Regions from separate parts of the Homo sapiens genome. Here region 2 is linked to region 1. Evidence: chromatin contacts called from ENCODE Hi-C or POLR2A ChIA-PET data. All regions are on one chromosome and are shown on one strand. The core of a region is the stretch at or near the end of the contact, and the rest is flanking DNA. Distances in the headings are between cores, read along the strand shown.

Evidence for each region. Hi-C counts contacts between places; a loop is a spot of excess contacts on that map. ChIA-PET counts read pairs that join two places held with the same protein, here RNA polymerase II (POLR2A). Pooled maps may share reads with other maps.
Region 2: a loop to region 1 is called in a map of left cardiac atrium, with 7 times the contacts of the local background. The contact joins two enhancer-like sites. A Hi-C loop is called at or near these places in 6 of 168 maps with a recorded cell type or tissue (GM12878, GM13977, Jurkat and 3 more), 20 of 37 single-sample maps with no recorded cell type and 12 of 50 pooled maps. POLR2A ChIA-PET finds 5 or more read pairs at or near these places in 9 of 52 experiments (Caco-2, GM12878, H1 and 6 more).

Annotation. Positions count from the first base shown.
Region 1 is chr17:65,189,390-65,194,451 of GRCh38, reverse strand. RGS9 (regulator of G protein signaling 9) reads right to left here. Exons shown (of 19, transcript NM_003835.4): 11 at 4,216-4,277; 12 at 796-909. Among named protein-coding and RNA genes, the nearest start is that of RGS9, 55 kb to the right of the region's middle. Within about 2 kb of position 2,456, at least 3 of the 41 ENCODE cell types and tissues checked have a DNase peak (open chromatin) inside an H3K27ac peak, as active enhancers do.
Region 2 is chr17:65,153,934-65,158,995 of GRCh38, reverse strand. RGS9 (regulator of G protein signaling 9) reads right to left here. Exons shown (of 19, transcript NM_003835.4): 3 at 651-701. Among named protein-coding and RNA genes, the nearest start is that of RGS9, 19 kb to the right of the region's middle. RefSeq lists an enhancer at 3,561-3,720. Within about 2 kb of position 2,640, at least 5 of the 41 ENCODE cell types and tissues checked have a DNase peak (open chromatin) inside an H3K27ac peak, as active enhancers do.

The DNA of each region.
Region 1 (5,062 bases), core at 1,207-3,706:
ACATAGAGTCACCATTTGACTCAGCAATTCCACTCCTGGATATACACCCGAGAGAAATGAAAATATGCCCACACAAAAACCTGCCCACGAATGTTCATAGCCGCATTCTTCATAATAGCTAAAAGGCAGAAACCACCCAAATGTCCATCAGCAGATGAATGGATAAACAAACTCTAGTGCATCCATACCATGAAGATGATTCAACCATAAATGGGAATGAAGTTCTGATCCATGCTACAAGATTCGTAAACCTTGAAAACATGATGCTAAGTGAAAAAAGCTCGTCGCAAAAGACCCCATAGTCTTTCCTAGATTTCCTAGAAGCGCAATACCCAAGAGATGAAATCAATACACAGGTCAACTGACCAGCCTGTCCTCTTTTCCTGTATCGATTTAGTGACATACTTATTACTGTCTTCTTAGAAACTTGCTCGAATCGAGTAGCCCTTGGGATTGGCAAGTATTTGACAAAATCAGTTCCTCTTCTACTTGTGAAATGAAACATTGTCTGCCAGCCAGTCCCTCTGTCATTCCTCAGATTCCAAGTGATGCCATTGATAGGAAATGTCCAGACAGACAAATCCGTAAACACAGAAAGTAGATTCATAGTTGCCTAAGGCTGGAGGGCGTCCAGGGTTTCTTTTTTGTGTAATGAACATGTTTTAAAATTGATTGTAGCTCTATGAATATAATAAAAACCATTGAACTGTATGCTTTGAAGGGGTGAATTTTATGGCATGTGAATTGTAACTCAAAAACGGTTTTTTAAAAAACACCAATATATAAAATACATACAATTTGGCATTTAAGTCCCAGAACTGGGTGTCATCGGTGATCCAGGGGTTGCTGGGGAGGCAGCCTGACATGATGGCATCGTTGGATGAGAACTGCTCACTGTATTTCACAATCCTGAAAAGGAAACAGAAAATGATTTCCTAGAAGCTCGACACCCAAGATATGACATCAATACACAGGTCAACTGACCAGGCTGTCCTCTTTTCCTGTATCGATTTGGTGACATACTTATTACTGTTTTCCTAGAAATTTCCTCAAATCAAATAACCCTTGGGATTGGCAGGTATTTGACAAAATCAGTCCCAATTCTACTTGTGAAATGAAACATTGTCTTCCATCCAGTCCCTCTGTCATTCCTCTATACCTATTTCTTTTTCTTTTTTTTCTTTTTTTTTTTTTTTTGAGACAGCCAAGCTGGAGTGCAGTGGCACAATCTTGGCTCACTGCAGCCTCCGCCTCCCAGGCTCAAGCAATCCTCCCACCTCAGCCTCCTGAGTAGCTGGGATCACAGACGCGCACCACCAGGCCAGGCTAATTTTTTTTTTTTTTTGTATTTTTGGTAGAGATAGGGTTTTGCCAAGTTGCCCAGGCTGGTCTCAAACTCCTGGGGTCAAGCGATCCACCTCAGTCTCCCGAAGTGCTGGGATTACAGGTGTGAGCCACCATGCCCGGCCTTTCTGTATCTATTTCATTAAAATATGGCCTGTTTATATTTTATCAATAGGTTTTTAGATTCAAACCAACTTGGAGTGTTCAAACTTGTGTCTCTGCACCCATCTTAGAAGCCCAAAGTTGCCACAGACTCCAAGACTCTTGCCATGTTGGGTTCTACCCTTTCTCAGGATAATGCCTGGGTTTGGAAACTTAGGCCCATTATTTAAACCTGGGGCTTAATTGGTCCAAACACACTATTTGGAGGAAGAGCTAATTCCTTCTCTTCTAGCTATTATGGAAATACATACTGTATTATTATTAACTACAGTCATCCTTCAGTGCTACAGAACACTATCTAGCTGTAATTTCGTAACTTTTTTTTTTTTTTTGAGACATTGTCTTGCTCTGTCACTAAGGCTGGAGTGCAGTGATGCAATCATGGCTCACTGCAGCCTTGACCTCCCCAGCTCAAGCCGTCCTCCCACGTCAGTGTCATGATGAGATGGGACCACGGGCATGTGCCACCACCTGGCTAATTTTTTTTATTCTTTGTAGAGATGTGGTCTCACTATGTTGCCCAGGCTGGTCTTCAACTCCTAGACTCAAGCAATCCTCCTGCCTGAAACTTCCCAAAGTGCTGGGATTATAGGCGTGAGCCACCGCTCCCGGCCTAATTTTTTATCCTTTAACAAATACTTCCCTATCTCCCCTTCCCCCTTCCCTTCCCAGTCTGTAGTAACCTCTGTTTTACTTTATATACTTTCAAATAGCCAGAAAAGAAGATATTGAATGTTCCCAACACAAACAAATGATAAATGTTTGAGATGATGGATATGCTAATTACCCTGATCCTATCAATACACATTGTATGTATTGAAACATCACTATGTACCCCCTAAACATGTACAATTATGTGTCAATTTAAAAAACTTTTCTAAAAAAAGCTAATTCCCTTGAGTTGAGTCAGACCTTCTGAGTCAATGCATTTCCTGCTGTCTGGGTATTGAAAACCTGCTGTGCCTCCTCCCCGTAGGTGGGGAATTGTGTCCACAGTGAATGTGAAATGCACCTGCCCTGAAGTCTTCCCTCAGCCATAAGATTTGGACAGAACAGGATCCATGCCTTAGAGATAAACCACTGGTACCTTAGAGACAAGCACTGGGTTTGCAATTCTATTCAGAACTCAAGCCCCCTGGCTTATTCTCTCCCGAGACTCTCTTAGTCGACAATCAGACCTTTTTTATTTTTTTCTTTTTGAGACAAAGTCTTGCTCTGTCTCCCAGGCTGGAGTGCAGTGGCGCTATCTCAGCTCACTGAAGCCACCTCCTCCTGGGTTCAAGCAATTCTTGTGCCTCAGCCTCCCAAGTAGCTGAGACTACAGGGGCACACCACCATTCCTGGCTAATTTTTGTATTTTTAGTAGAGACGGGGCTCCATTTTGACCAGGCTGGTCTTGAACTCCTGACCTCAGGTGATCCGCCCCGACCTCAGCCCTGAAATCCTGACCTCAGGTGATCTGCCCACCCCAGCCTCCCAAAGTACTGGGATTACAGGCATGAGGCACCTCGACGGGCCCAGACATTTACCAGTGGAGAAGCTGGAGGTAAAAAACAACAACAACAACAAAAAAAAAAACTGGTTCACAGGTCAAAACACTAATGATGTCAAAATTACGGTAATGAGGTCCTGAGACAAATAAAAATTGGAAACTGGGTCTAAGAACTATCCTTGGGTCTCCTTCCATTTTCTTTCTGTTTGGTTTCATGAAACTGGGTTTATGGAACACGGAAGTAAATGGTTTTGAGTTTATCACTGAACAATGATGATTATTATAACCCAAAGTGAATGCCCCTGAGTACACAGGTGCCCTCCTCAGCTGGGATCAGGGCTTAGCAGCAGCAGAGTCACTGAAATGTGTGTGGGGTCAGGGCATATTTTCTCAGGCAGATGGCATTTTTGCAAACTGGGGACATAGGAAGATGTAAAACATTTTTACAAGAGCCCAACCCTTAAACATATTGAAGGAAGGCACTAAACAAAACAGCATCTTCAGTCCCGATTAGTACCATGACTTGAGTCTTACACAGTCAGAATACATGATTAGTCACATCGTGCCTCCCAGGAATAAGCCAAGTTTATTTTCATGTGTGCAGGAAAATCCCAGAGTTAGAAATGCAGTCCTAAGATAAATTCCGCATTTTAAAAGAATAACTGCTTGCACGTGGGAGGCAGCACTCAGCTCTTTCTTGTCTCCTAGATGATGTCCTATGGGGGGCTGGGTCAAGGTAGCCAGAAAGTTCAATAAATCAAACATAAATGTCCAATTTATCTTAATGGGATTTTAAATCAAAGATGAACAATGGACATTTAGTAGCACATGGAACCAGTAAACATGACTCACACACTCCTAATGAATTGGAACCAGTAACGATAGGAACCCAGGCTGTCTTGGATCCTCACAGGGTCTACAGTCCACGGACTTCCAACTCTTTCTAACTTCCCCATCCACACATTAGTGGATTCCAAGAAACATAACAGTCTTTTCTAGAACCTCACCTACGCTCGATTTTGCATAACCCAAGATGAGACCCGGAGGTTTATTCTGAGGGATGAACTAGGAACTAAGCCCCCAAGAGACTGGTTTTGTCCCTCACAGTTCTGCTGAATCTTCAGTCTGTCAGCCCAGGACTTGTCGAGTTTGCAGAAGTTCTCCTCTTGTCTACCTGTTCATCAGACTTTAGCAAGATCAACAAATCAGGGACATACCCTCCCAGGGACACAGAAGACTTCACTGTGGACCTCATCAAGGCCTGTTGGTAATACATGATCTGGAAGAGACACAGTTGTTAGAAGGTATTCAACCCCCTCCCACCCTTCAGTGTCACTACACACAGCCTCCAAACCCAGAAGCCATTTACCCAGAGCCACATCCCGTTCCATGCCCAGAGCCAGCCCCCTCAGTACCAGTGGGTCAGGCCCACAGTGGACAGATGACCACAGACTTCAAATCAGTGGCCTCCTTCAGCCATTATGTATTAGTCTGGGAAAAAGCATCAGCAGAAAAAAAAAAAAGTTCTAAGGAGCATTCAACTGAGACACGGGGACAAACGCTTGGCTTTTCCCTCACATGTCTCTGGCAGACAGAAGCAGAGAGTGGTCCCCACCACAGGTGACATCCTTAAACTTCCTGATTCTGCAGCATTGGCCAAAGCAAGTTATCCCCTCCTCAACCACCTTCCTCCACGTTCAGATAGCTAACCGTACACCCCAGCTCAATGCCCCATGGTTCCCAGGACTCTGTCTTGGGCCCCAGACATAAGATTTGCCAAAATAGGCAGTTGCCACCTTGGGTAGATTCTGGCCCTGTAATGATAGGTGCAGGGGCCACGTTGGGGATGTAGAGTCTCTGCAGCCTGCAGCATTGGTTCCACAGTCCTCTCTGGCCACCCCTCAGCTCTGTGCCTTCGAGGGGTTTTTCAGACCCTGAGTGCCAGCCTCAGCCCCAGCCCCAGCCAGAGCTTACAGAAGATGCTTCGTCACTCTGTGCTGTCCGTGAATTTGGAAATAATTGTTTGAACATTGCACGTGGTTTTCATTTCATTACCAAGCGCAG
Region 2 (5,062 bases), core at 1,391-3,890, 36 kb after region 1:
CTTCTTTTGTGATTCTTCAGTTCATTTCAGGCCATCTGGATGTATACGTGCAGGCCACAGGGGATATGATGGCTTAGCTTGGGCTCAGAGGCCTGACACTGCGAGGCACCCTAGCTGAAATATGATTATCAGGCACATTGCCATGCTCAAAAATTGCCTGTGGCTTCCTATTGCCTATCTCCCAGATCTGCAGGTGCTCTTCCACCCCTCTGCCACCCTCCATAGCCATCTGGAGCCATGACTCTCAATCTCCCTTGTCACTCCTCCACTTTCCACTCATTCCATTTCTAAACCATTGCTCTTGCTAGTGTCCCCTTATAGGAAGACCCTCAGAGCTCCTCTTCACCAATTCACAAGCATCACTTCTTTCAAGACCAGCTATACACAGCACCCCCTCCAGGACTTTCTTGACTGAGTCCTCCCCACTTATCCCTGTTATTTATGCTCTAAATATTTTGTACAAAATAACTCTTTCGTCCCCAAATTATCCTGCCTTTGCTTTTGATTCTGGTACTTTTACACACGAAGGTCATGTCTGTCCAATTAAAATGTAAATTTCTCAGAAACACAGGCTAAGTCTCTATTTAGTTTCTCCCATGGTGCTGTACACAAAGCTGTCCCGGATAACTGAGTGCCAGATGAGCTCTCACCCAGACTGGAGATCCAAAGCCGCTGGACGATCCATTGCAGAACATCACTTCCTGAAAAACAAGAGACATTTGCGGTTATTGTCATAGCCTCCTGACACATCCCCGCTCCTCCACGCTGTTGCCTGACTGGTCTCCTTCCCGTTCAGCTGCGATTTCATTCCTCTTCGCTCAGAACCTTCAGAAACCCCCACCTCATCATGCTCAGTCCCAGCTCTGCAGCCTGTAATTCAAGGCTATCCATGATCTGACTCCAGCAGATGTGCAACTTAACACCGCACGCACCCCCAGCCCACACATACATACACACACGCTTCATCTTTACATCTCTTGTTGTATTGATCTTTTACCTGACGATAACTTGTACATGGTCTGTTATTCACTAACTGGATAGTAAATAGGCTAAGTCTAAACACACACACACACACATACACACACACAAAACAGACCCGAGGCAAGCTGTTTGCAGGGCTCTGGACCAAGCTGGGACTCTGGGAGTAAAACAGAGACAGGGATGAGAAGAGGACAGGCTGAGGGCTGGGGCCGGCTCTCCAACTCCCCAAGTTCCCAGGCAGAACTCCGAGGAGTCAGAAACTTCTAAACTTGAACCTGGCCTTCCATGACATTGTGAAGGTACTTTTGTCAGGGTAGGAGGTTGGGACCTATCCTAGTTGATTTATAACTTTAGATGATGGAATGAAGGCTCCATGTGTACTCTCGCCCCAGGCCCTGCAAATCTTAGGGGCTGGCTTGGGAACAACACACAAAAAAACATGAAAAAATGGCATGAAAAACAGCAGGAGAGGCGGGCTCAGAGGCCAGGAGAGAATGTGCACCCGTACACCCGTCCCACCCACCTGCTCCCCTCAAGGATTCAGATTTATCTAAGGGTCAAGGCAAGCCAAGTTCCACCAACAAGCCCAGAGCTGCCGTACGACCCCACAGAAGCTCTGAGCCCCTTCCCTCAGCCTGGGCCCTCTCACCTCACAAGCAGAAGGTACAGCTCGTAGGCACAAGGTAATAGCATCTCAGAAGATAGACAAGGTGCCCTGGAACGAAGCACCGCATCACAGATACCATCGTGCAGATGCCAATGGTCACATTTTCCAGCAATCTTAGCCTGCTTTCCAAAGGCCAAGCTGGAAGCCTGTCTGCATGGAAACAGGCCCACATAACACATCAAAGAAGAGGGCCAGGATTGAGACTCCACTCCCTGTGTTCTTATGTCTGGATAATTGCCAATGATACTTCCCTCCTCGGAGGCGGTGCAGGGACATTTCTTCTTATGACCCATATACACGCTCTCTGGGCGTAATTGCCTGCCTACGACCATGGCTGGGTGTAGACAACCTGTAATTCTTCCCTTCATGCCCACACCCTAGGACACAAATGTCCAGCCATGATCTCTGTCAGTGTCCACATGCACACTGTCATGGCTTTCCATGGTTCTCCCTCTGTTGCTCTTAGCATCATTCACTCCTGGATGGCTGTTCAAAAGCAAAATCCTTCATCTAAACTCCTAGGACTGGGTGTTTAGACTTTCCACACCAAGTCTCTCTCTTTAAATGCTACACAGTGGTGCGCAGGCAGAGAGACAGACCTAGGCAGACATCAGACTGATTAGCTCTCTCCACCGAGGAGCCGAGGGCTTTCTCATCCACTTGACTGCCTCCCGAAATAGATCAAATGAGATTATGGTGCCACCAGCATCTGTACCACGCGGTCTACGTTGACAGCCTGGCAGGCTGCTCAGCCTCCCGCATCAGCCACCTTTGTCCCGAGGAAGCCCTGGGACGCCTGCCGTCCAAGAAGTTAAATAATTTTTTTTTATCGGTGCTGTTGTTGCAGGACCAGGGCTTCTCCCTGTGTTGTTTCTACAGCAGCTGGAATTCACCTGTGCAGGAGGAACAAGGAAGCCATGGCAGGATGGGCGACCTCGCCCAAATCCAGGAACCAAGTGTGCCCCGTGTGCAGGGAAGGAAAGCAGCTGGTGCACAACTGACAGTAGATAAGAATATGGACTCTGGGCTGGGCGCGGTGGCTCATGCCTGTAATCCCGGCACTTTGGGAGGCCGAGGCGGGTGGATCACCTGAGGTCAGGAGTTCGAGATCAGCCTGACCAACATAGTGAAATCTCATCTCTACTAAAAATACAAAAATTAGTTGGATGTGGTGGTGGGTGCCTGTAATCCTAGCTACTCCGGAGCTGAGGCATGAGAATCGCTTGAACCCAGGAGGCAGAAGCTGCAATGAGCCAAGATAGTGCCACTGCACTCCAGCCTGAGCAACAGAGAAAGACCCTGTCTCAAAAAAAAGTATAAGTAAAAATAAAATATATATATGGACTCTGGAGTCACATTGCTGGGCTGAAATTCAAGCTCACTCATGAAATGAGCTTAAGGACATGAAGGCAAGTTGCTGAAACTCTTTGGTCTCCATAACCCCATGTGCAAAAAGTGGGCAGTCATATCTACCCTTAACTTTATTGTGAGTGTTAACAGACAATGTGTGGGAAAGCACTAGCTACCACCACCATCCAGCACCCACTGCATACTCAGCACCTGCACAGAACTCTCTCACTTCCTTCCTGCACTCGTTCCCTTAGGGAGGGATTGCCATTCTTGCATTAAAAATGAGAAAACTGGCCAGCTGTGGAGTCTCAAGCTGGTAATCCCAGCACTTTGGAAAACCGAGGCAGGAGGATCACTTGAGCCCAGGAGGTCAAGGCTGCAGTGAGCCATAATTTTATGACTGCACTCCAGCCTGGGAGACAGCATGAGACCCTGTCTCAAAACAAACAAACAAAACAAAACAAACAAACAAAAACAATGGAGAAAGTAAACTGAGACCAGGGCTACAGCTAGAAAAGACACCTGAAGGATTTAATCCTTCACTCTCCACACAAGGACAGACAATAAGTGACTCATGCATTCAATAAACTTTTACTAACCATCTGTTACAAACACAGCTCTGAGAAGCATTGGGATTACCCAGATGAGCAAGACAAGGTACTTTCCCTTAAAGGGCCCCAGTCCAGTAGAGAATTCAGGCCAAAATTAATGACAGTCAAAGGCAGGGAGGGGGACAGGGTCAGGGATGCCTTCAGGAAGAATTGCCCCAGCTGCATCTGAGGTGATGGGGGACACAAAGGCACCCTGAAAAGTCTGCCCCCTGTTTCCACTCTTTGGGTGCCCAGAGCTACGCTGGTTCTTGGCCTTTCCAAAGTCTGGCTTGTCAGTGTTTCCTTTTCCTCCATGAGCTGCTCTATAGCATTTCAATTACTTCCCCTTTTGCTCCAACAAAAGAGTGGGTCTTCTGTTGCTTGCATGCAAGGAAACCTGAGTGACACATTGCTGGTGGGGGCATCCTTTCTTCTAAGCAGTCAGAAAGGGAAAGGGGAAGCTGTGAGCCAGCTTGTCTCTGCAAAGACTAGGGCACCTTGAGTGAAAAATAAATAGTCAGGTCAGGGGTGGCATAGAGAGGGAGGCCTCACATTGAGCACAGCCGTGGTGAGGCCCGGGCTTGGGCTATGAGAAGCTGTCTGCTTCTGCAGGCAATACGCCTAAGTATGAAACATTGTCTTTACTGCAAAATCAAGATCAGAAAACAGGTAACACATTAACCAAAATGCTCTCTTAATATTGGCGTCCAGCCCTTCTTGCCAATATCCCCAAATGATGCTCTGTAGGCACCTCACCCCCACACACAGAGAGGAGACAGTGGCACCACTCCCACAGGGCAGTTGAGAAGGGCCTGAAATGAATTAGAAGGTAAACGGTGGAGCAAAACAAAGGCCAACTTTTTTCTGCTAAATAGTATTTTTTTTTCTGCTACTTGGTTTCATTAAAACAAAGCAAACAAAACAACAAAACAAAAAATGACAGTGAAGGTTTCTAAAATGACCTTCTGGGAGGAATGGCTTCAAGAAATGACCTGTTGAGTCCTTTTCTCCCTCCTGACCCCTTCCTCAGAGGAAGACTTTAGTCCAGGAGTCAGCAAATGTACTCTGTAGAGCGCTAGATAGTAAATAAACATTTCAGCTTTGTGGGAGTCTTGTTCTGTCACCCAGGCTGGAGTGCAGTGGTGCGATCTTGGCTCACTGCAAACTCCGCCTCCCGGGTTCAAGTGATTCTCATGCCTCAGCCTCCCGAGTAGCTGGGATTACAGGCATGCACCACCATGCCTGGCTAATTTTTGTATTTTTAGAAGAGATGGGGTTTCACCATGTTGGTCAGGCCGGTCTCGAACTCCCGACCTCAGGTGATCCACCTGCCTCGGCCTCCCAAAGTGCTGGGATTGTAGGTGTAAGCCACTGTGCCTGGCCACAACTATATATTTTAACTCTGCCATTGTAGTGTAAGAGCAGCCATAGACAATACATAAATGAGTGAACATGGATATGTTCCAATAAAACT